Regions from separate parts of the Mus musculus genome. Here regions 2, 3, 4 and 5 are each linked to region 1. Evidence: chromatin loops called from intact Hi-C (ENCODE). Cell type or tissue: left cerebral cortex. All regions are shown on one strand. Each heading gives the region's core, and the rest is flanking DNA. Links, peaks and the distances in the headings are about the cores only.

The links. Peaks named below come from ENCODE experiments on the same cell type or tissue, not always from the same donor. Only the 100,000 strongest peaks of a DNase experiment are listed, where the experiment ranks them.
Region 2: it touches region 1 in a loop (7-fold over the local background); 6 of 42 quality-filtered maps call a loop at or near these places.
Region 3: a loop joins it to region 1, with 12 times the contacts of the local background. A loop is called at or near these places in 23 of 42 quality-filtered maps.
Region 4: it touches region 1 in a loop (8-fold over the local background); 15 of 42 quality-filtered maps call a loop at or near these places.
Region 5: a loop joins it to region 1, with 2.5 times the contacts of the local background. A loop is called at or near these places in 6 of 42 quality-filtered maps.

The regions. Positions count from the first base shown.
Region 1 is chr7:83,547,605-83,553,800 of GRCm38, forward strand. It overlaps Gm10610 (a long non-coding RNA gene), which reads right to left and starts at 2,990. Exons shown (of 2, transcript XR_140845.5): 1 at 1,129-2,990. In left cerebral cortex, for the core only: a CTCF peak has its summit at 2,729 (motif pointing left); DNase peaks (open chromatin) are centred at 1,876, 2,129 and 2,710; H3K4me3 peaks cover 562 bases; H3K27ac peaks cover 376 bases.
Region 2 is chr7:83,198,905-83,205,100 of GRCm38, forward strand. No RefSeq gene overlaps it. Among named protein-coding and RNA genes, the nearest start is that of A530021J07Rik, 54 kb to the left of the region's middle. In left cerebral cortex, for the core only: a CTCF peak has its summit at 2,938; DNase peaks (open chromatin) are centred at 2,962, 3,452 and 5,050; H3K4me3 peaks cover 287 bases; H3K27ac peaks cover 431 bases.
Region 3 is chr7:82,712,835-82,719,030 of GRCm38, forward strand. All of the region lies in intron 15 of Efl1 (elongation factor like GTPase 1), which reads left to right. Among named protein-coding and RNA genes, the nearest start is that of 4933406J10Rik, 40 kb to the right of the region's middle. RefSeq lists an enhancer at 1,034-4,258. In left cerebral cortex, for the core only: a CTCF peak has its summit at 3,004 (motif pointing right); a DNase peak (open chromatin) is centred at 3,011.
Region 4 is chr7:82,863,175-82,869,370 of GRCm38, forward strand. It overlaps Mex3b (mex3 RNA binding family member B), which reads left to right and starts at 4,159. Exons shown (of 2, transcript NM_175366.3): 1 at 4,159-4,753; 2 at 5,582-6,196. The coding sequence starts at 4,477. It overlaps Gm36584 (a long non-coding RNA gene), which reads right to left and starts at 4,122. Exons shown (of 5, transcript XR_003946820.1): 1 at 2,368-4,122; 2 at 429-685. In left cerebral cortex, for the core only: CTCF peaks have their summits at 2,948 (motif pointing right) and 3,587; DNase peaks (open chromatin) are centred at 1,358, 1,686, 2,068, 3,045 and 3 more places; H3K4me3 peaks cover 3,042 bases; H3K27ac peaks cover 2,701 bases.
Region 5 is chr7:83,436,087-83,442,282 of GRCm38, forward strand. No RefSeq gene overlaps it. Among named protein-coding and RNA genes, the nearest start is that of Gm29976, 56 kb to the left of the region's middle. In left cerebral cortex, for the core only: a CTCF peak has its summit at 3,143; a DNase peak (open chromatin) is centred at 2,646.

The DNA of each region.
Region 1 (6,196 bases), core at 1,169-5,168:
TTGGTTGTCTTTGATCAAAATGTATTCTCTTCATTATTCATCACTGGCCTGGCACAAACCAAAAAGGGTGTGGGGAGTGGATCCAAGTTTAATATGCACCATTTTGAACTTTAGTCAGTGGGTATTTGCTTCTAGGCATTGCTTGGCCAAAGGTTTCCTTTTCCCTCCATGACACATGCCATACAATGGGATCTTATTTAAAAATGGAAAGCTGGTGTTTAATGCTGTGAATGTTAACCTTCATCATCAGCCTGCCTAGATTTGGAATCCCCTAGGAGACACGGCTCTCAGTGTGTCTATGAGAATGATTTTAGAGAGGTTTAACAGGCAAGGGAAGACCCACTCAGAAGGTGGGAGGCACCAACCCCTACCCCAAGGTCCCAAGATGAATATAAAAGTAAATGTGAGCTCATTCGCCTCTCTGTCTCCTGACTGCATGTGGAGTGCCTCATGCCTCTGCTACCATGAAACCTCAATGCCGCAAACTTTCTTAAGTTGCCTTTGCATTGGGATTGCTTTGATTTTGTCATAACAGTGAGAAAAGTGACTAGGACAAATATTCTTGTTTAAAAAACTGCATTTTTTAAGACTCATCTTATTTTTTTTTAATGTATGTCTATGTCAATGTGTCTGTTGGAGTGCCTGCCACATGTGTGCCAGTGCCAGGGAAGCGAGAAGGGGGTGTCAGATTCCTGCAGATGTGCTTTTGCAAAGCCTCAATCTTTCATCTGTAAAGAAAAGCAAAACCTCGTTCATACAAGATGAAGGCATACGTGATGAACCAGGGCAAGGATGAACTGAACGTAAGTATGGGCAAGAGTTGTCAAGTCTGAGCACTTGACTCATCTATTCATTTCTTGAACAACTGTTTAGCAGATTGCTTTTTGTATTCAGCAGGCTCTACTAAGAAGACAACAGTGCATGGGAGCCTTGGCTTTTCAAATGCTCACATTCCAAAGGGAGAGGCAAACGTGAGGAAACCCTGTTATTTGCCAGTCAATAGCAAGCGTTGGAATAAGAGAAACTTAAGCCAGTCTGAGGGTCTCGAGGAAGCTTTGAGAGGTGGGAACAGATGGCTTTTCCCAGTGCACAGGGGTGTTCATTAGAAACCATTTGTAATACACTCACCAGTATAAAGAGGGTCCTTCTGGACTGGTGAGCTGTCTATGCAGTTGCTCACCTCCACATAAAACAGCAGGCACACCCAGCTGCTCCTGGCCCATCCTGGTCGTCAGTTCTCCCAGAAATCAGGCATTCTTGTGAGTGAGCCTTTGCAGCGGGACTCCTGGGCTTCTGAGTTCTTGTTTCATCGTCTGTTTTTAAACACGGTAGAGATGATTATCTTTTCTGTATCTACAATCTCTTGTTTTTTCTTCAGGCACATTTTAGTTATTTATGTTGACTTAATAGTCTCCCATAATAGCTTTGATCCTAAATGTGATGTTTTTAATCAAATTTCATAACCAGAAGGAAATAGAGGGATGGACCAGCAGCCTCTCAGCCACCATTCAGTCATTTGTTCAGTTTTACAAAGCCATTTACAATGTACAGCACACTGTACTCAAAGGTAGAGATGCAGGAGGAGGCAGACCAAAGAGGGTCCTGCTTGCTTCAACAATAGCTGCAGGCAGGGGAGGCAGACAAAGGAGTGTAAAATGAAGTGATTTTATTTTGATAAGTGCTAAATGGAAATCAGTGGAAAAACGTGACAATAGGCGAGAGAAAATCACGTTAGAGAGGATGGTGGGTGAGACCTCACCCAGTGGGTGGCAGTTCAAGCAAAGATGCCTGGAGAGGTGACATGAGATTATCCAGGAAAACAGCACTTGGGGTTCCAACTCGCACCCTGGACTCCCGCCCAGCAGATGTCTCTGTGTTACAGTGCTAAGCCATGATTTAAGGATTAGCAGTGTTGTGGCCATTGTGGATGGGGATGTTGGGACTGGCCCCGGGGCGTGCTGAGGGATACTCACAATGCTTGAGTGAGAAGCTTCTTTAGATCTGTGTCTAAAAGATAAATCCATAACTGGCTGAAGGAGGGGAGGTGAGTATTGGCTGTCAGTTACAACCTTACCCACTCTGCCAGCTGGATGGACCTCTCATTGCTTTCTGTTCATTCGTGTCGAGGATAGTACATCTCTCGTTATATTACAATAGGATGCATTTCACCATGTATTTGGGGACTCCTCTCTCCAACTCTTCGTACTTGGTTTGATAGCTACTATCATTTTTTTCAGCATGGCTTGTTTGTTTCTTTGTTTCTTTTAGGTTTAACAAGAGTCCCTTACAGGAATGCTGTTGTAAATGAGAACGCCAAGGACCCTGTCACCCCTTCAGATTCCTGTTTTCCTGCAGGTATCTGTGTGTATCGGATTGTCCAGCAACAAAAGCTTTAGCGATGGGTTCTGCAGTAGCACATCTGTCTCTCTCTCTCGGCACTTTGTGCTGGAGACAGTCGAAAGGACCACCCTCTTGACTCTCAAATAGCTGTGCACAAATGCAAGACCTGTGAGTTTGCATCACAAAATTCCACCGTCAAGTGTCTCTAACAGCATCTGGACATTTGCAAAGTGTGTAGTCAGGCACTCCTCTTCCTTGAAGGTTAGCTGAGTGACAAGGAGCCATTTCCCTCAGTCAACCTGCCTCTTAGGAACAAGACAAAGGCTCATTGAAAAAAAAAAAAATGCTATTATGGTTTTTATCTCTGTTCTCTGGTGCCATCTGGAGGTTTAATGTTAATTTGCATCCAAGCTTTAGCTATGCACAAATGACTAGGTGTATGCCACAAGAACCTACATATGATTTATAAATTAGAAGTGAAGGGAAACAGAAGACTAACTCGATGTATTAGCTATTTGATCAAATATACATTCTAATACAATACCAAATAGCATTATTAGTCACCTGGGTAAGAGATAAGAAAGAATGGTCGGACACATGTTATCATGTTATCCACATTGAGAAGACCCAGTTGGCAACAGCTTCATTTACTTAGAGTACACTCATGCTTACATTAAACTAGTTCAACTTCAAGTGTTAGAAGGACAATGGAAAATAATTAAAGCCTTTACATTTAAGGATGTTTTTTCTACGACAACTGGTTTGTTTGGATCAAGTACCAGCTCTATTGCTTATAAACACATGATCCTAAAGGAGCTATATAAACCCCTGTTATCTTATCCATTTTTTAGTTTATGAAATGAGCTTCAGAGTGTGTATCCTATAGTATCACTATGACTTGCAGATGACATAACATGTGTAAAAGAACCTGAAGATCGACACTCAACACACTGAGATGTAGGCAGTAGGACAAGATCCTTCCAAGACTTCTACAAGAGCCTGTGAGTTAGAGGGTCTGTGGGCTGGCTATGGGGATAGGCTCCACTGCAGTGGAGAGAATGAGGCCCCTGGAGTAGGCACTCCCCAGAAGGCTTAGGGGTTTACTTGAACACACCGGCTACTCATTGGCTGTCATCAGAACGTGAGGTCAGGCTTGAGTGTTCCCCTTCCACTTTCCTCTCTGCCCCAAGCAATTATGCCAAAGCAGTTCAGATCAGCCTAGTGGTCTTCGACAAAACAATTGCTGAACAACATTGGATCCTCTTGAGGGGCACTGCTGTGTGAGTGAGACTTTGTCCCTGTAGCAAAATGCAGGAGAGAAACAATTTAGAGGAGTACGGAAGATAACTTATGGTTGCGGGGTTTTACTCCATAGTCCTTGACTCTATTGATTCTGAACTATCATGAGCAGAGCATCATGTGTGCAGGAACATGTGCTACTTAGCTTATGGGAAATGAAGAGAGGGAGAGATGCAGGAGGGGCCAAGGCATGCTATCATTCACTAATGGTCTACTTCCTTCAACAAGGGCCCACTTACTTTCTACTACCTTGCCTAATGCCATCACATTACAAATCCATCAAATCCAATCATTCATTAGCTCAGAGATACAACCTCTCTCCGAAGCCCACCAACCATCATTCAACACATAAGCCTGTGGTCTAGTTCACAATCAAAATATGCACCATTCTCTTGCCTTCTAATTTAGTTGGGAACAATATAGAAGCACAGTTATAATTCACGTCTATTGTAAAGAATAGCGTCGTAAATATAAGTAAAAGTTTACCAAATAGGGTAAAACAGTGGGGTATAAGAGAATATAAAACCTCCAGAAATAGAGAAACAGAAAAGAGAGCCACAGTCTCCAGTAAGATGAGCACTGGAGGGGCTGGAGAGACGGCTCAGCGGTTGAGAGTGCTGGCTGCTCTTCCAGAAGACCTGGGTTCAATTTCCAACACCCAAGTAGCAGCTCATCGCTATCTGTAACTCCTGATCCAGGAGATCCAACAATCTCACACAGACATACATGCAGTCAAATCATCAATTTACAGAAAATAAAAATAAATTAATTGAAGTTATCTCTTTTTAAAAAGATGACCACTGAAGAGGAAGGAAGGAAGGCATGGTTACAAAGTATGCTAGAATGGGCAGTTTTCACTTTTCTTCAATGCGTATTAACACAAATGAACTTCTGAAGTAAGGAAGGAAAAGTACATATTGCATTAATGATTGCTGCTCTCAGCACTAGTAGCATGGTGACTGCATCACCGTATAGCATGTAAGGAATCTCCCCATGTGAATGAAACACCACCATAGGCTTTTAATTTCAACAGCTATTGAGTCCATATATAGAAAGCATATAAGAAATACTTAGCACATGGATATTATAGAATATTATGAGAGCCCCATGAGTCTAGAAATAATGTCTTCCCAGTTATGCATGATCCAGAGACTACGTTTTAAAATGCACTCAGTCTGATGTTCTCCTCTATAAGGAAAGTGAAGATTTATTTGGTGAAAATAAACTCTGGATTGCCGTGTTGCTTGCTGGGTAGCTGGCTCTTGGCACATCAGTTATCATGTATTTGACACTAAAAGGTGGATCCTCAGGTAAATAAATCACACTAGCTAAGGCGGTGACCATCTTCAGAAATGCGCTTCTGGGTGGCTATAACTGAATCTGTGGAGCCATGTGAACTGCATAAGGCACCCCCAGAAGTGGTTTTCTGTTTTCTCTGGTCTTTTATTCTTAAACTTGATTGCCTGCATCTTGCCTTCCCAGCACTTAACAGACACTTTGGACAAATTCCACAACTTTTCAGTTACTTTTAAGAATTAAAGTGATATTTTAAAACCCACTCTAGTCTGGTTTGTTTTAAATTTCTATCACTCACCCATCTGCTTCCCCAAAACAGGCAGACATCAGACATGAGTGCGGTCCATGATCTCTGTCCTTCTTCCACCTTTGGGAAGAGAAATGGTTAGAAAAGAAAGCCGGTGTTGTTATAGTTTAACTGGTATTTTTGTAGCCTCTGTGGCAAATGTGTTTTGTATAGACTGTTGGCCACTTTGTGCCATGTCTTCCTTTTTGAAAACTGTTGTGCTTTGGAGAGGGAAGGTCCCCTGAAAGGTTGGTGTATTGAACGGTTGGTCCTCAGCTGGGGGTAGATTGAGAAATGGCTGGATCATGGCAGTCTTGATTTGGTCAGTGAACTCATCCTTTGCTAGCTTCCTAATAGGATGACATCACTGGGAGGTGGGATCTAGCTATAGGAAGTAGGTCACTGGGATAGTGGCCTGGGAAGATGTATTTTTATACACTATCTCCACTCCCTCCATGCCTCACTCTCCACTTTCTGACCACTGCAAGGTGAGCTGTTTTCTCTGCCAGGGCTCCAGGTAATGGCTTCTTCCCTCACTTGGTTCATGGGCCCAAACACAAAAGCCAAATGTCCACAAGCAGGAAATCATAAAACTATGAGCCAATGTAAAACATTCTTCTTCTCGAAATGTTTCCTCTCAGCTATTTATTACAGAGTTGGAAAACTGACACGGCCAGCAAGTCCAGCTTAACCCCTTAGGAAGGCCTTCCCAGCTCCTGACCACAGGGAGGTGCTCTTACCTATGTGTTCTCTGGCCAGTCTCCAGCTGTTCCTATCTGGCCTATGGGATTCTTCATTTTGAAAACAAAACAAAACAAAACAAAACAAAACAAAACAAAACAAAAACAACAAACACCACTAAGCTCCCTTCCTTGGTATCCCTTGTTGAGAAGCAAGTAATCTGCCCACCCCCAAGTTGCAGGCATACTCCACTGCAACCCTCCATCTTTTCTGCCATCTCTTTTCCCTCTCTGC
Region 2 (6,196 bases), core at 1,315-5,314, 350 kb before region 1:
AAAGAAAAGATCAAAGCAAAGAATAATAAAAAAACCAAAAAACTCCAAAGCCCCAAACCAGCCACAACTTCGCAACCAAGTCAAGAGCAAACCTACAGCATGGTACATTTTATTGTGCATCTTGTATAACTTTCCCTAGGAAATTTTAAACACTTGTACAATGAGCTAATTAAAGATTTTAAACACAGGTGCTGTAGTTTAAAAGTGAAATGTCTCACACAGGCTCATGTGTTTGAATACTTGGTCCCTAGTTGGTGACACCATTTTGGAAATCTATGGAACCTTTAGGAGGTGCAATCCTGCTGGAGGGTACATGTCACTGTCAGGGTGGGTCTTTTGGTTTTATAGCCCCATCCTATTTTCCGTCTATTCTGTGCTTCCTGGTTGCAGAAAAAAAAAACATGGCCAGTCTCCTCACGTTCCTGTAGCCAGCACTTCCTACCCTGTGAACTATACTCACAAGCGATGAGATAAAACAAGCCTCTTTTCCCTAATGTTGCTTCCGGCTACATATTTAGTCACAGCAAACAGAAAAGTATTGAATGCCCTAAAACCTACCACTTCTTGGCTGACTCCTAATATCCAGTAAATCTAATGTAAGGCTGATTTTTCTTGCATTGTAAAACATGCATTATAATAATAACACTCACTGCTTAGCGGGAGAGGATTATCTGTTAGTGTAATTGTTTCCTGCAATGGAAATCTGACTGCCTTGCATGCTAGGTTTAAGGTCTGCATAGCATAACTATGGTTTCTCACAGGGATCCCAAAACTTGGTCTCCCATCTCAGGTAGATTTGTCCCTGCAGTAAGATGTTCCTTCTGGCCTTGGGTCTCACTCCTGTATGTGTCTCAGCCTGAGACCCCTCCCAGATTTTGTCCTGGAATGGGTCCCTATATATTATTTAGTTGACTTGTTTTAAAAGTCCAGGATACTGCTAGTATGCATAGATGTGTGACTATGGCTGTAGATCCCCCTATTTGTGCGATAGTCTTGGAAATACCAGGTTTCCCCAAAATAGTAGAAGTATCACCCTCATTACCCACCTCTCATGCTGGTTTAGAAAGGAGAGTGTCTCCCAGCTATACATCAGGAATTCCTGAAAGGTGGGCTCAGGGGCATAATGAAATGTATGTTCTTAATTAATTAATCACTTACCTCGCTCCTGCTTCCTGTTAGATGGAGGGATGCCGGCCTTTGAGCCCAAGGTGGATCCTCTGAGTTGCCTGCTCTGAAGAAGTAGTAGTTTGCAGGCATCAGTTGGGAAAGAAAACTCTAGTAAGGATCATTTGTCTGCCCCTGCCTTGTTCTAGTGTTCACCTCATCTTTACTGGTTAACTAGAACTCTGTCATCACAGCCCAAAACAAATCCCAGATGACTTCCTCGACAGAATTTAGGCTCTCGGTTCTGGAAGTAGATGCCTTCAGAGGGGTGCAAGAAGTAATCTGCTTTGTGCATGTCTCCTGGATTCAAAGACCTTGTTGGCAAAACTCTGACCTTTGCCTTGACATCTGTTTGGGTGGAAATCTGGGTTTAAGTTTCTTCTCTAGATAAAAACAGCAGCCTCATGGGGTTGGAGGCTCAACCTACTCAGTATGATTAGGTGTAAACTGGGATATCTCATTGATCCTGATGGCAGCATTCAGCCTTACACTTTAACATATGATTTCTTGGGGCAGGGGGCAGGGATACACAGTTCTACAAAACTAACAAGAAAGAGGCCAGTGTTTAGCTTCACCGATATCTTTAAAGGAGTGCTATACCTTTAAGACTAGTGGTTACATGCAAAGCTGCTCAAACCACAGACGACAAATGAAAATGTGATCATATCTGTTAAATCCTAAGCCCCTACCCTCATATATTCTGTGCTCAGCTTAATTCCCCCTCAACCCCTCCAGTCTGATTTCTGTCCCAGACTTTAATTGCTAGGTTTATTTAATCTTTTGATTTCATTCACATGTGTGTGTGCACGTGCATGTGTGCCTGTGCATATGTGAACATGTACCTGTGCATAAGTGTGTGTGTGCATGTCTGTGTGTGTGTGTTTCTTGTGTGAGAGAGTATCATTCTGTACTCCAGACTGACCTGGAACTCATGGCACTTCTCTTGCCTTAGCCTTCTGAGTGCCGGGATTACAGGCATGAGCCACAATACCCAGGCACCAGTTTTAAAACACTCTTCCACTGAAGCCTCTGCAGTCCCAGTTTGGCGCCAGGTGGGTATTCTCATTTAATAAACATGAATTAGACTAAAATGGCTTTCGTGGATGCGATGTTTCATTGTTCAGATCTGATGGAAGTACAGCTGTAAGAACTTGGGGAGCTGCTTGTTTCCTGACTAGTGAATAGCATTTGGAATAATGACACTGTTGTGAGTCTACCTGGGACACGAAGAGCAAATCCCCAGCTTCCCCTCTGCATGCCCACCAGCTGCTCCTTCTTTGCTCTTCTTTTCAAGGGATGTGAGAAATGTTCACTCATTTCCTTTGTCCTGATGCAGGATTCTCAACCCTGGCACTGCTGACACTCTGGTCGGAAGAGCTCTTTGTTGTGGGTGAATGTGAAGCCTGTGCAGTGGAGACACTCCGCAGCATTGCTGCTCTCTGTCCTAGAGACATTAGTATGTTTCCAGGCATTGTCCCCGGCCAGGGATAGGGTTGGGGGGTGGGGGGGGGCAAAGTCACTCCCAGTCAAAAACCACTGTTAAAGTATGCAAAGTCACTTTGTAATTCTGCAATACCATGCGGGTGTGTAGCATTGATGCATGTATTACTTCCAGCAGCTGATTTCTGCAGAGATGGAAAAAAGGGCCGATTGCTTAAATAACTGACTTCAGAGCACAGTGCTCAGCTCCTTAGTCTGATGAGTTTAGATTAAACTGCCCTTGCCACAAGTTTGAAGCATGCTCAGATGGCAGAGGGTGTTTTACCCAAGTCGCCACTAGAGGACGTTTCTGCAGTTAGCAGAGCTGTTTCTGGGTAAAGAACACTGGCTGCAGCTTGTTTGCAGACAGTCCTTGTAAGACAATGCAAGAGCTTGCCTGCTTGCAAGGGAGGACCCCAGATCCATCCTACTGGGTGTTTATTTTATGCCAAACTCTATCCCCAGGGAGGTACTCTGCTCCCGAGGATGGGATGCCCATGTTTAAACAGCATGAAATACAGTGTGGATGCTCCCGCTCCACTTCCGTGGTCACAGGGGCTAAATAATCTCACTCACTCTGCCTGCCAACTGCAGGAGAGACTCAGTTAATGTAATTAAAGGAAGCGAGCGCTTGCCTCCTCCTTCCCAGTCTTATGTCTTGCTCTCTGTGCTCCATCAAGGAACAGCTTTAATGGTCGAGTGAAGGGCTCAGCCCAGTGCACCATGAACTGGAGATAATGTCTGGAGTCAGGTTAACTGAACTCTCCCGCCAGCAGAGTCCATGCCATCTGCCCATTTATTGACAGCCTTGTCAGCAAAAATCTGGAGTCTGAAGGTGGGCAGGCAGCCAGCATGCCTTCCACTGTCTCTCCAGCGTCTCGCTAGCAGATGTTGTGCTTCATGCCTGGAGCTGCTGTTGGCAAATCACTGCATGCTCATGTTATTTATCAGAGGGTGCAGGGAGGGCAGGAAGGGAGATGTGTTTTCCAGGAAGAAATTTGTATTCCCTTCCAGGTTTTCTGTAGATGTTAAAAAGGAGGAGAAGAAGAAGAAGAAAAAAACTACTGCTTGAAACTGACTTTGAAAAATGGGAATTAATCAGCTTATTGTTCAACACTGGAAAAACAAAATGGTTCCAAACCACACAGTTATTTGAGGAGCCAGTGCCCAAGTTCCATGGGTTATGTGGATTTGAACACTTGCATCTGCTCGTTATGATCTGCCTGGCCTTGGAGGGTGCTTTTTAATTGGACAGTCACACAAATACAAAGGAGTGGAGAGTGTTTCTTTTCAATATAGATAATACCACACTCACACTGAGTTCTTATCCCAAATGCCCAAAAAATCAGTCTGACTGTTTACCGAGTGAATAGAGATCTAGGTGCAGTTCTGTGACTAGACAATGCCTGCCTTCCTTTGACAAAGGAAATCTGTCTGGCTAGCTCTTTATAGTTTAAAGGAGGAAACAGGAAAAGAGGGACCTTTTAGAAGTGAAATTCAGCCTCTCTCCTAGTTTTGCATGTATGCCTTACAAGCCACTCTAAGTGAGTCCCTCTTGGAAAGCCTTGCAAAGGCTGCTTCATCCAAGGATGCTCTTGTAAAGCCCCCAGCTAGTGGTTCATTTGAGCTCTGTGTTCATCTAGTTATCCATGACAAAGAATGTCTTCTATCAGGAGATTGAAATGGGGTGGGAAGAAAAATTATTGGCCTCAAAAGACCGGGAGGGCCAGGGAGCCCTAGAGTGAGCACCCATAGTCCCTCACTGGGAGGATGGTGCTCCTTGTTTCTCTGTTGATAACTTATTCCCATGGTCATGAAAAGGGCAAAGTCTCGGCCCAGACATCAGAGAATTCACCAAGGAGAGGACTGAGGTTGTCCATGCAGATCCAGGAAACAGATTGGCACCTCCAAGGCATCAGAAACCCACTGTTAGGGATCCTGAATCTCGCCAGGGAAGGAGAAATGCTGGCAAGCTGCGCTCCACTGAGATGTTTCTCTGCACCACGCTGAGATACATCTCACTGGCTCCTAATGAAATGGTACCAAGCAGAAGGGAGACCATAAAAGCCCGAAGCAAGTGAACGCAAAGCACACCTGGTTGCAAGCCCCCCAAATTAACGTGGAATTGCCTTTCTCCTTGCAGGGAGCCCTACAGCCACAGCCCTGGGAATCACCACTTCTAGCACATGCATCGTGCCTTAGGATTTTAGCATTTCTGCCAGCCTCATTTTCCTACCCAGTGGAAGTCTTCCCACCTGGTCGGTGTCTAGGCTAGGCCATTCATTTTGGCACTCTGTACTAGGTCGGTGGCTTGGTTCTATGCCCATTCAGGCTGTGACATCTGAGAGTAGGCTGGAAACTCCATGTAAATGAAGCTGAGACAGAGGACTGAAAAGTGTGACCAGTTCAGCTGGTCTAGGGTGTTAATGAGAAGTAACAGTATGTGTGTGTGTGTGTGTGGGGGGGGTGTGTTACAAGATGAGTCCCTATGGCAGGTGGTATTATGCTCCTTTGCTTGATAAATGAGATCCTGGGCTCAGGGACAAAAGGGCACAAGAGGACAGTGCCCTGGATTTAAACCCAAACTGAGGCCCATGGGATGCCTGAGAGTGAGACCACGGGAAATGAACAGAAGGTCATGATTAATGAATACACCTGATCCCCCGGGGGCTGTTTGCAAAGAGCTCGCCTGGGTTTCTCTGCCAGGCAAGGCTGCACCTCCCCCATTCATGTCTTTTCATCAATTCAGCTCTCACGTAGCTGTAGCTCCCTCAGCCAAATAGGAGCAGAACTCCAAGAGGACTTACTTGCTGCAGATCCAAGGAAGAGACAAGAGCTGGCCTAGGAACAGGGTCAGGGTTAGCTTTGTCTTCCCTGGCCAGTGTGGGTGCTGGGGAAGAGATTCAGGGAGGGAGGCAAATGCAGCATCCACACCTGTCTTCTCCTTACCTTTCCCTCCAAGGAATTTGAGGACTGTGGTTTCTGCTGCCCACACCAGCCAGAGGCTTCTGCTTATGCGATCACAGGCTATCCCTGGTCATTGGTAGGATGCCCACTTCTGTCTGCAGGCTGCGATGCTCGAGGCAAAGGCCATTTGGAACCTATGCGCATCAGGGAGCAAGGCTCAGTGCTTTGTCCGTGCAGCATGAATACCAAGGAGGATCTTTTGGCCCAGCAAAGATGGCAAGAGGCAACTATGGCTGCTGGGGCTCTCTCTGCTACTGAGCCCAGTCGCTGGCCCTGCCTGCTGAGCTGACAGCTCTGGTAGGATCCTGTCTGCTCTGCCTCTGCCCTCTGCCTGCCTCCAAGGTTCCTTTGTACCTCTGCGGCTTCTAGCAGTTGTGCGGAGCCAGGTCGGTTGCTAAGAGGCCGCTTGGATGGAGAGAAGATACCAGCAGGTGTGGGGGTCGCAGCCTGCTTTTGGACAGACACTGGCAAGCTGAGAACCACAGGCAGGACTCAGTTACCAAGCAGCTCTTTTGTTCAGCGACCCAGCTTGTCTGCAGCGTTGCATCTTTCTGTAGCTCCTTACCTGCCCTGAGAAGCTGTCTGG
Region 3 (6,196 bases), core at 1,117-5,116, 830 kb before region 1:
TCATGAATCAGGAAAATACCTGGTAGACATGCCAGATGGGGCGCTTTCTCAATTGAGGTTTCCTCTCCCCAGAGAACTCTAACTTCTCTCAGGCAGACCAGAAACTAACCAAGACATCAGTAATTCATTTCTCCTTAAGATTTACTTTATATCTTTATGTGTATGTGTGTGAGTGCCCTTAAAAGCCAGAAAAGGATATTGGGTTCCCTAGAGCTGGAGTAAACAGGCAGTTGTGAGCTGCCATGGTGGGGGCTGGGCCAAGCTCTAGAAGGGCAGGTAGTGCTGTTAACCATCTAACCATCTTGGTAGCCCCATGAAGTTACTTTTGAATCTGGCTTGTCTCAGCTGGTTGTTGTTTTGGGTCTACACTCCTACATTCATCCTTGCATATGAGTGAGCTTGAAACCCTTTTTGTCTTTTCTAGTTCATATCTGTCTATGTTAAGACATTTTGTTTGGTTTGCAGAACAGACTCAGGATCACATTCTTCTATGAAGCTCAGTATATATAAGAATCTAGAGAGGCCAGGTCTCTGTAAGTGATTACTGCGTGTGCTCTCAGCTTAGTGAGACCCCTTAGACTTTTATATATGCATAAGCACATTATGTGTAGATGTGCATATATACTAGATAATAATTTTTATGAGTGAAGTTATCATTGGTTTGGTAAGATTCAGAGTCTTTACAATATTGAAGCATTTCTAGTGAACACCGGTGTGCAGCTTGAGCCCTGCTTGCGTTGTTCTGGCCTCCTAACTTCATTATTACCAGGACAGTAATTTTAAACAGGCAGCATGGCCCTGGTGTCAGTCTTGGGGAAGAAGCCTTTCCCACTTTATGTAAGACCTTTCTCGTGGCTTCTGGGCCAGCTCTCTGAACCCGAGCCACCCGGCAGCAGCCTAAACTCCCTTCAAGGAGCATCCCTGAGATGTGGTCTCTTCCCTGTCTTACTGCTGGTTATTCCTGAGCCGAGGGCCCCTTATTTTTAACTTCTAGAGAGACCACCTGCTGTGTTAGTGGCATGAATTCATTCTTAAGCACCTGGTGGCCTTTAATGTAGTTGCATTTTTTTCAGACTCTGGCATTTGTGTGAGCCCTTTTCCTGTATTGACAGAGCCTCTCCCTAATCCCTACCTTTCTATAGACTTGAGATTCTACATGGAGAGACTTGGAGGAGGTAGGATATAAACCATCTTTTGTAGGGGGCGAGGGGGATGTATGCACACATGTGGATTGGTGATCCAGTGCACATATACACAGACCAGAGGCTATAGTGTCTCCTGTTCTTTCTTTCTCTCTCCTTATTTATGCCTGACGCTGAGTCTCTCACTGAACCTGGGCTTGGACTGGTAGCCAGCAAGCCTCCTGTCCCCAGCCCACACAGTGCTAGTTACGGGTGCATGTGCCACCATGACCAGCTTTTATGTGGATTCTGAGGTTTTAAACTCAGATCCATAGGTTTGTATATACCTGCTGACATCTCCTCAGTCTTAGATCATTCTTGGCATTTAGTCACTTAAAAAAATATTTTTAAATCCTCTTTTTCAAGTTAAATTCTGAAAACACAAGCATTTGTGACTTACTGTTGGACACCAGTCGTGGGGAAATGAAGGAGATGGGAGAGATGACCCTCATCCCAACAGATGTCCGGGGCTCTGAGTGGGTGGACGGACACAGGGCTCTCCATGCACACGGGTAGGCGTCTTGCTATGGGAAGCCACGGAGCAGTCTGGGGTCCCTGGGCCTTGTGGAGCCCAGGGACAACAGGTTCTAGCTCTTGGGCATTGCAGGAGGTCACTGGACGCTGCTGAAAAGCTAAGAACAGGTGGGAGCCCAGAGCCTCAGTCTGCCCTGGGGCTGAAAGGAAAAGGGGTAGGGGGAGAAGGCAAGAGTCTGGTTAGCTCAGGCTGCTAGTTCTGTGGGCGGCTTCAGTAGAAAAGCAGAGAGAGAGAGAGAGAGAGAGAGAGAGAGAGAGAGAAGAGTAAAGAGGCAGAGAGTGGCCATGGCCACGTGGAGAGAGGGGAGAAGCGGGGAGGAGAAGGAGGGCAAGAGGTGAGAGAAAAGAAACAAGAGAAGCAGTAGAGGGAGGAGGGGCCTTTTATAGTGGGCTAGGCTACTTTGCTGTTGCAGAGTAACTGTGGGAAGGAGCATACCTGGCTCTTGTCAGGTAACTGTGAGGGTAGAGCCTGGACAGCCTATGTCAGGAGCCTTTGCCTGGGAGCATGGCAAATGGGCTTCCATCCCTCAAAGATTAATCTGTTGGGTCTCCGGAGTTTGAACCTAGCCCAAAAAACAGGCTGCCTTTCACGGTCCCACAACTTTTCTAACCTAGTCATCTGCTCACATACATTCATGTTATGCTCACCATACTGTGTGGGTCTACACTGCTCCCTAGAGTGGATTCTTCACTCTGTGTGTTTAGTCTTCCAAATTATTTGTAGGTCCCACCTCAGCAGCTGATAGAGGAACTGCTAAGAGAAACACTGCAGCTTATCCCAGCTGGGGGCCTTCAGCAGGCTAACTGTGAGGGGAAGGGGTCTTGATTCAGAACAGCTGTACTTTGAACTCTGCCTGAATTAGTCGGGGTTCTCTCGAAGCCTCCCACCTTTTCCTGCGCTCCTAGATGGGCTGTCCTATTATTTGGTTGCTCTGTGGTTTTAGTACCTTCTGTGCAGTGTACCCTGTATGCGTGGACTCTTTCAGGTCAGTGTCACACAGACAGACATTTGACAGACAAGAACGGCTGTATCTGGAGCTTTAAGAAGGCAGTCCTTACCCTGATTAGGTACATAAAAACTAGTCGTTTGTGGCTCAGCCTCCAGAGAAATCCAAAACAGCTGTCCCAGTCAGAATTCCTGATTCTTCTCCAAAACCCCCCCAGCAGTGGTCGCATTACAGTGGCTCTGACTAGGACCAAAAAAAAAAAAAAAAAAAAAAAAAGGTCTATGCTTCCAGACCTGGCTGGTAAGGTGCAGCTGCACCAAAAAGAACACAAGGGGGCAGCCTTCTCCAAATTTTCATCAAACCAGAAAAGAACAAAGAACTTGGTTGGCAGGAGTATGTACTATGCAGGTACTCACCAGAGGAAACGTGGTCCCTGTTTGCAAGTGTGCTGTGCTATGATGAATGGCATCGAGTGCTGATAGAGTCGGGTTTTACCAGACACTCCAGAATTCCTCAGTGTCATTTCTATAAACAGTTCCCTCACCTAACCCACAGCCGTACATGGAAAACAAACATTTTATTACTAGAGGCATGGATGACAGTCAAAAAATAAAATTAAATCTTTAAAAGAGGGGGAAAAAAACAACTGTGTCATTTAGAAAAGCTGAGACTAGAGTAGCTTGCTGTCTCAATCTGAAGAATGATTTCAAAGCAGCCACTTAAATCTCTTTGGTGCCATCCCTCCGCCCCTCTCTTGAAGGAATGGTTTTAGTGGTCTGTTCTCTTTCCCTTTGGTTTCCTCTTCATTGAGGGAAATGAATTATGACTCCCTCAGTTGTTTCTGGTAGGAAAGGGCTTTGTAAAACTGTGTGCTGCTCAGGGGGTAGAATGTAACACATTGCTAATTCCCGGTCTCCTGTGCAATTGGGAGCACAGTGTCGCTGGGTTTGTTTTATGCTTTCCAGATGACTGTCTGTTAGTGTGCAGGAGGCCAGCACATAATTGCACTGGTGACCGCATTTCAGAGGATTTGGGTCTGTTGATTCAAGTGCAGAGATGAAGTCAAAGTTGTTCTCCTCCACTGCTGCATCTAAATCCACTTCATTCTTTGCCTCTGTAATGGCTGGAAGAAATCAGATATGCCTTGAAAATCAAAAGTAAACGCTGCTCCCTAGGGCTAGGCCAGGGTGGAAACAGGAACGGCTCCTTTTAGGTCTCCACAGCGGCAACAATTCTAGTTGGTTTATCGCATGATTGTTTCTTATTTTAAAGCCACAAGCCTTGAATTTTTCAAAAATAACTACTAACTTTTCACTAGTGATTTATGTAGTTTCTTATTTACATGTCCTTTGTTAACTGATATTCCGATTGTACTTCAGCCCTATCTCTGACCACATCTCTCCAGCATTTATTTAGCATTCTGTTTTGGGTGTACAGTGAACAACTTTTGTTTCATTTCATTAAGCGTCACAATAAACTTCACTGATGATGCATTAATTATTTGTAAAGAAGAAATGGACAAAAAGGTTTGCTTTCCCCACAAACTTCACTATTATGTCCATCCTTTATCAGCCACCTCCAGGAAAGCAGTGCTGAAGCTCATGTGGGTAGTGAGGCTGGGTGTGTGTTTGTATGTACTGCTTGCATGTATGTTTTACATACACTGAACACATGCATGTACACATGCACAAGTACACATACACAATTTGACTAGGCACAAGGTATCCCAATACTGTTCCCAGCCTTAAACATCTTTGTTTGCAAGTAGTGTAACTTGGACTTCCTCAGTCCTTTCAAAAATTACTCTTTAGAGAAACTGTGTTTTCTAGCTTTGAGTTCTGTATTTTAAAGCCACATTTGTGTATATTTTTGATGCATCTCCAGGTTTGTTTTGGGGTGACAGACTGGAAATACAACCTTTACTCTAAACAGGAGTATAACTGGCATGAAGTATGTTAACTTTACTCCATAATATAAAAGTGTCTTTTAATGCAAACAAGCAGCCAAGCATGGTGGCTCACACCTGTCGTCCCAGCATACAGGAGGCTCAGGCATGAGAACTGCCGCATGTTTGAGGCCAGCCTGGTCTGTATAGTGAGCTGTAGGCCATCCAAGCCAATGCCATGGAATCTTATATATATATAAAAAAAAATCCAAAAGGTAGAAAGTGATTGTAGCAAATTCAGAAGTAATGTGAAGCTGCAGATGTGGAATTCTAAATTATGTAAAAATTATTCTAAGACCCACAGAATCATTGCCAAATTAAAATTTTGACATGTAGCAGATCTGTATAACTGTTCTTTGCATGTATGTGATAATTTTGTGTATCTTGGTTTCCATTTTCTTCAGTGTGCTGTGTTAATTTTTAGATTCTGAAATCAGGGTGTGGGAATTTGCAGAGGAAGCGGAGCATTTGAACCCCCTTCCCCAGCCCTTGATTTTAAAAAGATCAACATGTCCCCTTACCCACTGAGCCATCTTCCTCTTACTTAGTTTTGACGACTCAAGCCCATTTTGTCTTAGTTTTTAGAAGGCATTTTCAATTTTTATTTGTATTCATAGTTATTTTTCTTTTGTATTTCAAACCATCCTTTAAATATAAGCCCATATTAAAATGTTGTCCTTCATGTTTCAATTTAAAATGTCGACTTCATAAATTCTTAGAGACTGACACTTAATTCTTTTTGTCTCTATGCCAAAAGGTACTGATCAAGAACTTACGGAATGGGTCTTAAGAAGTACTTTGGCTTTGAAAGATTGAAGTTTGTTCTCCTATATGAACTGTATAGGAACCTTGCAGGGAAGGGATCTGGACTGAGCTTGGCCTGAGGATCCAGTCTGCCCAGTGCTCCTGACTGAGCCGACACATAGAAAAGAATCCGTTTAGCTTGTTTGCTTCCCTAGCAACCTCACTTGAGCATGCTGGACCCCTAGTTGAAGGTCTACTCTCGGGCCATTCAGCTTCTAAGTGCCAAGCAGAGGAAGGCTGGGGACACCCTGGCTTGGCTGCTGTGGCCACGAGCTGTGAGGTACCAACAGTGTGTCCCAGAGCTAGAAAGAGAAGACCTTGAATTATATGGGAGAGGACAAACTAGATAATAGTTTGAGAGGAGTGCGAAGAGTTGCTGAAGTTGCTGACTTTGTGAGGGTTAGCTGACTGAGGAGTGTGCATTTCTCAACAAGTCTGTGGTCCTTATTTGAAGCGGTATAATTACAGACAGGCAGGTGTATCCGGTAGCCATCAGTCAGGTATGCGCCCAAGGAGCAAAGAGTGACCTTTTGTAGAGTATGAGTTACAGAATCTGGTCTGTACTCTGATAGGCCATTTGCAGTCCCTGATAAAAAGAACTCTTTTTACTTGGCCAGAATTCATACCAGCCAAGTGCCTCCAGGTTAGGGGAAATAAGGACAAGTTAACTGTTGCTAAATGTAATAAAGCGTCAGGCTCTCAGCGGTACACACCTTGATGATGAGAAAATGCCATTTGTTTGGCTGTGTTCAAAGTATGGGATTGCAGTTGAGGTATATAAGGCA
Region 4 (6,196 bases), core at 880-4,879, 680 kb before region 1:
GAATTAAAGCTTCCTAGACTTGGAGGTAAATCTGCCTCGGTTGGGATCAGGGACTTAGCTACTTTTCATCTGTAAAGTGGGTACAAGGACAGTCTTTGACTCAAGGCAATTATGAAAATTAAACCTTACATTATGTTGGAAAGCATTTATAAACTGCCTGGCACATCATACGTGTGTAATAAATATTATCTGTGATTACCAACATCGCTCAAAGTCATGTTGTTGTGGCTGGAGTCATTTGAACTGTTTCCTAGAGACTGAATTATTCATGTGTGTACTTAAGGAAATTATGCCTTCAGGGCTATTCTGCCTGGCTCCCTCATTCATCTAATAAGCAGGTATTGAGTTCCTAAGTAGATGCTACATGCTGTAAAGCTCTGATCTGTATAAATTCTTGCACCTCCTTCACTGAAGCACAGCACACTTACCTCGTCTGCGAGGTCCTGCCAGGACGCTGGGTGGATTACCCTTTGCACATTAGCCCCTCTGTGTAACTGGTTTCCATATGAACAATGGCTCGGGGAAGAGTCCTTTCCCTCACCATCTCAATCATTTTTGTACCAATGCTTTACTCGAGCTCAGGCACACGGATTGAAGTGAGCTAGCTTTCTTTCACGTGGAGATTTGAATTCCTCCTGCCATGTATTCAGTCTGCAAGATGTGTGCAAAACAGCTTTGCAGACCTCTGGAAAGGAAAACAGGCTGTGTTACTGTTTGCTTTCAGGAGATAACTTGAACCTTTCATAATTTATAGCAGCTGAAATGCTCCTTGACGGCCCATTTTCTGCACACTCTTCTCTTATAATAATAAACATAATATGGCTGCATGAAAAAGCCCTTGGGGGTATGGGGTCCTGTATCAGGAAAATAGTTAAGCTCTTGGGTCCAATAGGAGCCTGGAACAATCTAAACAAAACAAAACAAAACAAACAAACAAACAGAAACTATGGGATTAGGGTATGTATTTAAAACCAGAAGCAGGCCTTGCAAGTTGTATGGTGTCTTATAAGACATTAATTGAAAATGAAATTATTTCATTTTTTTATTATTAAATTATTTCTAGAAATTATTATTTCTAGAATTATTTCTAGAAATATATTCAAGGGTCTGAAAGCATTCCAGATGCTCCATTGCATGCAAGCAGAGAAGGGTGGTGGCTGGTAGGAAGGCACCAGCCAGCAGCTTGTCATCCACACATACATGAGTTCCCTTTGTCCTGGTCTCCGGTTAAGACAGCCCACCGGAAGATGGGTACTGGCCTTTTCATAGTCGGCACAGACACAAAAAGTCCAGCTGGAAATGGAGTCTGGCGTTGTCAGACATAATTTCTAGCACATCAATCATCGTGCAACGCTCTCAGGGATGTATTCAATACAGTGTCTTCAGAACACTGATTTTCACAGCTTTCACCAAACAGGCTCTTTGTCTGGACCTACCTGGACCTGTCTAGATGGTCATGAATTGCTAAGGTCAGAGTTTCCACCTTTCTTTCATGTGGGGCAAAATGTGTGATTTCATCCACCTTTCATAGTTATAAGCAGGTGCCGTTCCTGCTTTCATCCAGCAGGGAAGAGTGACATTAAACATGTCACCTTGGTGAAGCATTGCATTCACCTTCCTGCTAATGAGACAGGGTCCCCAGGGACTTCCTGAAGAGCCAAATCCTCCAAATTTTCAGGAGCAACTCATCTGAAATCTTATTACAAGCAGGTTCCAGGGGGAATAGAGTTATGGCAGGCTTGCAAAAAATCTATGGGCAAGCTCCCTGCAGCAAGTTTCCTGAGGGACCCTCCATCCCAGTTACACGTACACAATCAGTTTCGTGTTCGTTTTAAAGGAACAGCAGTGGACCCCAAAAGGAAGCTAACATGTTGTGCTTGCAAGGTGAAAACGGGCTTTTCAGAACTGCCTCTTTTGTTAACGTTTAAAAATCAGGATATCACGTTGTAACCCAGACTGGTCCAAAACTCACTATATAGCCCAGGCTGTCCTGGAATTGGTTGAAATCCCTGCCCTCCCTCACCCTCTCAGATGACAGGCAGGGGCCTCGCGGCCAGGCTCTCTTTTGCTTCTTGCCGTCATGAATGCTCTTTCATTACTCTTTCTAGGCAGGGCGCTTTTGCTCCAGTACCTAGTTTAGGGTCCTCAAGTGCACTCCTTCCTCATTCACAAACCAATTTGACTCCGAGTTCATAAGCAGGAATTCTCTACTGGTCAGCGAACTCTCTCTGCACCACCATTTTCTTACCCCCACCCCCACCCCGTCCACTCCCGCCCCTTATAGAACTGATTCTTTGAAGAAAAACACAGCCAGCTTGGGGAAGCTGACGTAAACATCCTGAGGAAATAGCCACAGTAAAGCCGCACCTCAGCCTCATTTCCCTAGGGAAATAATCAGCACCTCTGCCCCGAGACAGCTCCAGGTGAGTTTGGAGCTTGGGATCACCTTCGCACGCTTGGAAGTGCAGGCGCTGGCAGAACAGTCCGCTCCCAAGTGCACTGCCAACCATTGTCACTTTTAACCACCCAGGCATTGGGCAGGGGAGGTATTGTGGATAAAAGCCGAGGTGCGGGGTGATCCCTTTTTTCTGGGTCCCTCAGATCTGCCCCAGGTCCCCAGGGTCGCCCCCAGCGGGGAAGGGGTTCTCCAGTAAACCAGTCTGCGGTGTACACAAGTCGCCTCGGAATCACCAGGAGGCGTCTCTCCCGGCAGACCTTAACAGGATTAGGGAAAGCCTGGACTACTAGCCTGCAGGGCGCAGGGGCGCGGATAAACAGGCGGGCTCCGGGAACAAAGGACGGAGAAGCGGATGCGCTTTGAGCAGGGAAGGGGCGTCCTCCTCTCGCAGGAGGGAGATGCGCCGAGGCCCGAACCCCGCCCCGGCCCGCCCCTCAAAACCTCCTTTCTTTTCGCTTGCGCTCGGAGGCTATCGGTGGAGAAGCCAGGAGGGGGCGCAGTTCGCCTTGGCCGCCCGCTAGTCCTGTCGCACCCTTCCTCCGCCGCCTCCCCCAACCCGAGAAGCGCACAAAGAGCGCCAGGCCCGACCACACACCTCCCGGCGGGGCCGGGCTGGGCGGAGGGCGGGGCCGGCGCGCTCTGGGCTCCTCTCAGGCACTGCGCATGCCTGACCGCAGGGAGGGGCGGGCCTGGGAGCGGCGGGCGCGCACGCCCTCACTGTTCCCGGGCAGTGTAGGGCTGGCGTCCCGGCAGTGGGCGCGCGGCGCTCGTGCGCGTGTGGGAGCCCGCGGGGTCTCAGTCCGCGCGCCAGGCATGTGCGGGACCCTAGAGGTCACCTGCAGCGGTGCGGGTCGGGCCCTTTCTGCAACCGGTTTCTGGTTTTGGCATTCGTTCTTTCAGGGCCACTTGGGCAAAGTGCTACCCAAGGGGACGGAAATGTGAGCGCGCGCGCGAGTGGCAGTGTGGGCGGGCGTGTCTTTTGTGTGGCGTGCGCTCCCGCGCAGGTGGGCAGCTCGCGCCCAGCAGTCACAATACCAATGGGGCCCAGGATCTCGAGCCTTTGGTTCCGCGTCCCAGGGTTGGGCCGCCCTGTGGTACAGATACCTTGTACAGTATACCGTCCACCTAGTGGTCGCGTCGGCTCCAGGGATGCTTTATTTGGGGGCAGTAACGGGACTTTAGAAGGACCGCTCTTTGGAGCTTGGCGGCTGGCATCACAGTTGGGCGCCTTTTCTTCTCAACCTGGAGAGGAAAGAGACTTGAGGACAGTGGTTGTCCTCGGCTGATAGGTACATATAAATGTCCCGAGCCAGCCGGTCCCGCATTAGACAACAAAGAGAGGCGTTCGCGGCGGCGGCGGGGGAGGGGCGCGGCCGGGAGGAGGCCGGGGCGGGCTGCGGCGAGCTCGATGGGGGTGGCGCTGGCTCCGCTCTCTCAGCCCCGGCCTCCGCCCGCCCCCGGCCTGGCGCGCGCCAATCGCCTCCCCCAGCGATAGTGTCAGTAGCATTGTAGTGTCAGCTCCCGCCGGTGACGTTGCGCCTCCCTCGTCCCCCTCCGGAGCCGTCTGGCTGCAGAGGCTCAGTCAAGAGGCGGGTAGGAGAGGAGGAAAAAGCGCTGAGTGAGGGCGGGCGGGAGGGAGGGAGGGAGGGAGTGGAGGAGCCGGGGAGGGGCTCCTTAAAGAAACGCTGCTGTCGCTCGCCTGTTCGCTTTGCGCTCGGCATTGTGGCCAGCCAGCCGGGCACTCGGGGGGCACGCGCGGCCGCCGCTCGAGCTCTGCCCCCACCCCAACCGCCAGCAGATCTGGGGTGGGGACCCAGGCGGGGGCTCTTGCAGCCACTGCCCGGTGCGGATTGCACGCAGAGACCCACTCCTCCGAGCGCCGAAAAACGAGCCACGGAGCCCTCCGCAGCCGACCGGCCTCCCCGCCCCTGACTGCCGGCTTCCCGGCTGCCTTTGTGGCTGCACCTTCTAGCTGCCGAGCAGAGAGCCGGCTGGGGCGCGGCGCGCACGGCGGAGCGATGCCCAGCTCGCTGTTTGCAGACCTGGAGCGCAACGGCAGCGGCGGCGGCGGGGGAGGCGGCGGCGGGGGAGGCGGCGGTGGCAGCGGCGGGGGAGAGACTCTGGATGACCAAAGAGCCCTGCAGCTTGCGCTCGATCAGCTCTCCCTGTTGGGACTGGACAGTGATGAGGGCGCCTCTTTGTACGACAGCGAACCGCGCAAGAAGAGCGTGAACATGACCGAGTGCGTGCCGGTACCCAGTTCCGAACACGTCGCGGAGATCGTAGGGAGGCAAGGTGGGTCCGGCAGGGATGGGGACCGGAGGGGTGTGTAGGATCTCCGCCACCGCCTCACTGTGAGGGCGGGTGCAGGAACGGGAGCTGTGGCGCGGGGGAGCCTTGGGGAGGGAGGAAGAGCCGCGCGATGGGCCGGCGCACTAGACAAAGAAAGTGCAGGCAGGCTGTCTTCCACAGCGGCGCCAGTGCCGCGGCGGGATGCACTTTCTCCTGCTAAAATCACTGCCTTTTCCTCTAGTGCTCCAGACTTAGTCCACTCTAGGAAAGATGTTTAAAATATAATATACTGGGGGAGGGGACCTCTGGTGGTCCTTTGGGAGGGGGCAGTATGGGGGGGGGTCGTCCGAAGGGATGAGGATTCGGGATTTCTGCAAAGCGGAATGGAATAGAGTCCAGGGAAGGAACAATGGGTCCCAGGACTGCCATTCTCTTAACCCCACCCCTAGTCCTCCAGAGTCTAGGGATCGCGGCTTCCCGGGAGCCCCTGGTCTTCAAGGCAATCAGTGTGCTCAGTTGGATACCAGCAGCATCCCCCTAGATGACTTTTCTGGGGTTCTGCGCTTTGCTTGGGACGACTGCAGTTACCGGGGGAGGGCCAGGCAGCCAATGGGCTATTTATTCCTCGAGCGTTTCGAGGACAGAACCGGCGGTCCAGCTCCTAGCGCGGTTCGGGGTCAGCGAGGGAGACGCCCCCTTTCTCTGGTCGCGTGTTCTGCTGCCCAGCTGCCTTGGGCGCGGGCTGTCCCGGGTCTCCGCGGTTATCCTGGGATAATGGGCGTGTCTCTTTCTCTATTTCTCCTACTCCCTCCCTTGAACCCTGGCTTCCAGGTTGTAAAATCAAAGCTTTGAGGGCGAAGACCAACACTTACATCAAGACCCCAGTTCGCGGGGAGGAGCCTGTCTTTGTTGTGACGGGCAGGAAGGAGGATGTGGCTATGGCTCGGAGGGAGATCATCTCTGCCGCAGAGCACTTCTCCATGATCCGAGCCTCTCGTAACAAGAACACGGCTCTCAACGGAGCTGTGCCCGGACCGCCCAACCTGCCGGGACAGACCACTATCCAAGTGAGGGTGCCATACCGCGTGGTAGGGCTCGTGGTGGGTCCAAAGGGCGCCACGATCAAGCGCATTCAACAGCAGACACATACATATATTGTGACACCCAGCCGAGACAAGGAGCCAGTTTTCGAGGTGACTGGCATGCCAGAGAACGTGGATCGCGCTAGAGAGGAGATCGAAGCTCACATCGCGCTGCGCACCGGTGGCATCATCGAGCTGACAGACGAGAACGACTTCCATGCCAATGGCACAGACGTGGGCTTTGATCTGCATCACGGGTCCGGCGGGTCCGGGCCGGGCAGCCTCTGGAGCAAGCCCACCCCAAGCATCACTCCTACACCTGGCCGCAAGCCCTTCTCCAGCTATCGCAACGACAGCTCCAGCT
Region 5 (6,196 bases), core at 1,228-5,227, 110 kb before region 1:
GCTGCTATAGGGATGTGGTTTTGTGAAAATAGTGGTTTTATTTTAATGAAGGACTTACTGCTCAAGCCCCCATAATCAGCTTCCAAACGCTGACACCATTGCATACACTAGCAAGATTTTATCAAAAGGACCCAGATGTAGCTGTCTCTTGTGAGACTAGGCCGGGGCCTAGCAAACACAGAAGTGGATGCTCACAGTCAGCTATTGGATGGATCACAGGGCTCCCAATGGAGGAGCTAGAGAAAGTACCCAAGGAGCTAAAGGTATCTGCAACCCTATAGGTGGAACAACATTATGAACTAACCAGTACCCCGGAGCTCTTGACTCTAGCTGCATATGTATCAAAAGATGGCCTAGTCGGCCATTACTGGAAAGGGAGGCCCATTGGACATGCAAACTGTATATGTCCCAGTACAGGGGAACGCCAGGGCCAAAAAAATGGGAATGAGTGGGTAGGGAAGTTGGGGGGAGGGTATGGGGGACTTCTGGGATAGCATTGGAAATGTAATTGAGGAAAATATGTAATAAAAAAAAGTCAAAAACTGACTAATTCAATGTAGAGTGATGTAAATTAAAATGTCAATTACCTTGGGGCATGAAGAAGATGGGAAGAGACATAAGAAGGTTTCTAGATAGTGTTATTGTCTGTTGTTGTGACAAGCAACTTGAGGAGGAAAGCATTTATTTGGCTCTCCTATGTCCATCACAGTCGATCACTGAGGCAAGTCATGGCAGGAACTCAAACAGGAGCTGATGCAGGAACTGCGGAGGAACACTGATTGCTGATTTATTACTCAAGGCTTGCTCAGTCTGCTTGCTTATACAACCTTTTCTTATATACCCTCTGAGCCACCTGCCCAGAGATACCACTACCCATAGTGTGACAAACCCTCCAATACCAGTCAATCAATAAAATGCTCGCATACATGATCACAAGCCAGTAATACGGTGACCATTGCTTAACTGAGGTTCCCTCCTCCCAAGTCACTAGTTTGTGTCAACTTGACAAAATCAACCAACGCAGGCACTGAGGTATGAGGAGGACTCTATTGAATTCCATGGTACATTCACAGTAAAAACCCATTGGGCTACATTTTTATTTTTTCATATCTGTGTATAAGGTATAATTCAATAATAATAGCAAAGTCTTACAATACTAGGTACAAATTGATGGCTTATCAAAATGTCAAATGGTGATAGATATAAGTAGATTAAATTAGAAGTTAGTTTTAGTTCTTCCTCCCAGCCCCATGCTCCCAGAAATAAAACTCAGAATCAAAATATATTTACAACTACTTTGCTCATATAGCTAAGTTCTTCTCTTACTAGGTCATAACTTAATATAACCCATTTATTCTGATCTACATTTTGCTCCATAGCTGGTTATCTGTGCTCGGGCACCATGTGTCTGTCTCCATCACATCTTCCAGGGTGAATGTCCCTTCTGGCACCATCCCAGAATCCTACAGGATGTTCCACCTTCTATTTTCTGCCTAAACTATAGGCTATTAATTTTATTATTGGCAGGTACCACATCTATACAGACACAAGATATTTTCTCTACACTGGTCAGGTTCCATTGCATCTAATCATTTAGTTGTGTGCATTTATATTCATATGAATACCAGTACAGAAGGCAGATGCTAGTGTCAAGCCAAAGTTCAAATGCTATGGGAGCAGCAAGCAAGAGCTGGAAACCTCACCCATGATTGCTGACCCTGGAGACGAAAGAGATTGCATTGATGACACTCAGCAAGGAGGATGTGAGAGTGGGTGTTGCTGCTACAGAAAAGGATCTGGGGACAAGAGATATGCTACTGCCTTATTTTTTTAAAGCAAAAAATTACTCACCCTTATAGAAAAGTATGTACTTCAATAAACAACTGTTTTAGTGTTATATCATATAGATATGATGTACCCTACTAAAAAGATAATTAAATCTTTCATACTGGTAGCCCATGGAAGAGAATGTTATTGAAAAAGTAGCTTTTCCAGCAACAGCTTATATGCTAAGAATGTAATATTAGGTGAAAGACAAGGCTTCTAGAGACTATGGCCCAGGTGTGGATGGTAGCCAGCTTTAAATTCCAACACTCAAGAGGCAGAAACAGGTGGATCTCTGTGAGTTTGAGGCCACCATAGTCCACACAGAAGGTTCCAGGACTACACATCAGACTTTGTCTCAGAAACAATAACAACAAAAAAATTCCTAAGGCTGTAACTATTTAAAAGTTATGTGTGGGTTTGTGAAATATGGTACAAAAATTCCCAGGCATGAGGAGAGGTGATGTCAGGGCAAAGGAGGAGACAGAATTTGTTGGAAATTTTCTCAATATTTTTCTTTGTCATCTACTGTTATTAAGGATTTGTACAGTTAATTAAAATTCGAAAAGAAGAATGTGGGTGATAAGCAAGAAAGGTACCTCATGTCATCAGAGGTAATGCACTCTTTCAGGCCTTTTAGACTAATGGTGACATATTAAAGATAACAGGTTTATAAATGTTGTAGAAACAGAAAGCATTACTGGAGAACCACGAATACTAAGTGTCTCTTTCTCTCAGGACTACTTAGAGGGTGGCTGGTGAGTCACACAGTCACATTGCTATTTTCACTTTAATTAAATGGATTTAAAGATTGGACAGTTTAGGGACCAACAAGATGACTCATTAGGTAAAGGGGATGACTGGGCAAACTGAGAGCCGTGAGTCAAACCCTGAACCTGTGTAGGGATGAAAGGGAAGAGCTGACGCTGTGAAGTTGTCTCCTGACTTTTGTACACAGGCTCCCACTTCCATTGATATGTTAAAAAATAATTGGATGTTTAAACAATAACAATGTTTAACAAAGGGGACTCAGACAGGTCCACTCAGGAGAGCACAGACCACAGAAACAGCGGAGCAGCTGGGAAAGGTTCCTAAAGGCCTACATCTGCAACCAAGAGGTGGAGCTGATCCTATGTCCTCTGTGCACCTTTCCTGCCAGAGGAGAGCTTGCCTCCAGGAAGTGTCTGACCCCTGGACTCAGGGGAGATCGCCATTTCCTCTCCAGTGACTCTCTAAGGCAGGTCCACTCAGGAGTGCGCAGGCTGCAGAAGCAGCAGAGCAGCTGGGACACGGTCCTACAGGACTACATCTGCAGCCAGGAGGTGGGGCTGTTCTGCAGCCCTCTGTGCACTGGTCTTTCCAGGAGAGAGCTGGTCTTTCAGCTCTTCAAAGGATAGTAAAGGGAAAACTCCAACACAAGGAGGGAAACTACACCTTAGAAAAAGCAAGAAAGTAATCTCTCAACAAACCTAGAAGAAGATAACCCCAAGAACAGAATCCCAACTCTAACAACAAAAATAATAGGAAACAACAATCACTTTTCCTTAATTTGTCTTAATATCAATGGACTCAGTTTCCCAAAAGACATAGACTAACAGACTGGCTACTTAAACGAGACCCAACATTTTGCTGCATATAAGAAACCTGCCTCAGGGATAAAGACAGACACTACCTCAGAGTAAAAGGCTGGAAAGCAATTTTCCAAGCAAATGATCCCAAGAAACAAGCTGGAGTAGCCATACTAATATCAAATAAAATCAACTTTCAAACTAAAGTTATAAAAAAAGACAAGGAGGGGCACTTCATACTCATCAAAGGTAAAATTTACCAAGATAAAATCTCAATTCTGAACATCTATATTCCAAATGCAGGGGAATCCACATTCATTAAAGAAACTTTGCTAAAACTCAAAGCACACATTGCATCTCACACAATAATAGTGGGAGACTTCAACACTCCACTTTCATCAATGGACAGCTCAGGAAATAGAAACTAAAAGGAGACACAGTGAAACTAACAGAAGTTATGAAAGAAATGGATTTAACAGATATCTACAGAATATTTTATCCTAAAACAAAAGGATATACCTTCTTCTCAGCACCTCATGGTACTTTCTCCAAAACTGACCATGTAATCAGTAACAAAACAGGCCTCAACAGATACAAAAATATTGAAATCATCCCATGCACCCTATCAGACCACCATGGACTAAGGCTGATCTTCAATAACAACATAAATAATAGAAAGCCCACATATAGGTAGAAGTTGAACAACACTCTACTCAGTGATAACTTGGTCAAGGAACTAAAAAGAAAGAAATTAAAGACTTTTTAGAGTTTAATAAAAATGAAGCCACAACATACCCAAACTTATGGGACACAATGAAAACATTCCTAAGAGGAAAACGCATAGCTCTGAGTGCCTCCAAAAAGAAACTGGACAGAGCATACACTAGCAGCTTGAAAGCACACCTAAAAGCTCTAGAACAAAAGGAAGCAAATTCACCCAAGATGGCAGGATATAATCAATCTCAGGGCTGAAATGAACCAAGTGAAAACAAAAAGAACTGTACAAAGAATCAACCAAACCAGGAGCTGGCTCTTTGAAAGATCTGTCTCTGAAGAAAGACATTGAAGAAGATCTCAGAACATGGAAAGATCTCCCATGCTCATGGACTGGCAGAATTAATATAATAAAAATGTCTATCTTGCCAAAAGCAATCTACAGATTCAATGCTATCCCCATCAAAATTCCAACTCAATTTTTTACTGAGTTAGAAAGGGCAAATTTGCAAATTCATCTGGAATAACAAAAACTATCCTCAACAATAAAAGAACCTCTGGTGTAATTACCATGCCTGACCTCAAGCTGTACTACAGAGCAATTGAGATAAAAACTGCATGGTACTGGTACAATGACAGACAGGTAGGTCAATGGAATAGAATTGAAGATCCAGAAATGAACCCACACACCTATGGTCACTTGATCTTTGACAAAGGAGCTAAAACTATACAGTGGGAAAAAAGACAGCATTTTCAACAAATAGTGCTGACTCAACTGGCGGTTAGCATGTAAAAGAATGTGAATTGATCCAATCTTATCTCCTCGTACAAAGCTCAAGTCTAAGTGGATCAAGGAACTCCACATAAAACCAGAGACACTGAAACTTATAGAGGAGGAAGTGGGGAAGAGCCTTGAAGATATGGGCATAGGGGAAAAATTCCTGAACAGAACACCAATGGCTTGTGCTGTAAGATCAGGAATCAACAAATGGGACCTCATAAAATTGCAAAGCTTCTGTAATGCAAAGGACACTGTCAATAAGACACAAAGGCAACCAACAGATTGGGAAAAGATCTTTATCAATTCTATATCCAATAGAGAGGTAATATTAACTATACATAAAGAACTCAAGAAGTTAGCCTCCAGAAAACCAAATAACCCTATTAAAATGGGGTACAGAGCTAAATAAAGAATTCTCAACTGACGATTACCGAATGGCTGAGAAGCACCTATCTATCTATCTATCTATCTATCTATCTATCTATCTATCTATCTCTATCTATCTATCTATCTATCTCTATCTATCTATCTATCTATCTATCTATCTATCTATATATGTATATATGTATATATATATATATGTTCAACATCCTTAATCATCAGGGAAAGGCAAATCAAAACAACCCTGAGATTCTACCTCACATTAATCAGAATGGCTAAGGTCAAAAACTCAGGTGACAGCAGATGCTGACGAGGATGTGGAGAAGGAGGAAGACTCCTCCATTGATGGTGGGACTGCAAGTTAGTACAACCACTCTGGAAATCAGTTTGGAGATTCCTCAGAAAATTGGACATAATACTACCTGAGGACCTAGCTATACCACTCCTGGGCATATACCCAGAAGATGCTCCAACTTGTAAGACAGACACATGTTCCACTATGTTCATAACAGCCTTATTTATAATAACCAGAAGCTGGAAAGAACCCAGATGTCCCTAAAGAGAGGAATGGATACAGAAAACATGGTACATTTACACAATGGAGTACTACTCAGTTATTAAACACAATGAATTTATGAAATTCTCACATAAATGGATGGATCTGGAGGATATCATTCTAAGTGAGGTAACCCAATCACAAAAGAACACACATGATATGCACTCATTGATAAGTGGATATTAGCCCAGAAACTCAGAATACCCAAGATACATTTTGCAAAACACATGAACCTCAAGAAGAAGGAAGACCAAAGTGTGGATACTTCGTGCCTTCTTAGAATGGGGAACAAAATACCCATGAAAGGAGTTACAGAGACAAAGTTCGGAGCAGAGACTGAAGGAATGACCATCCTTAAACTGCCCTATCTAG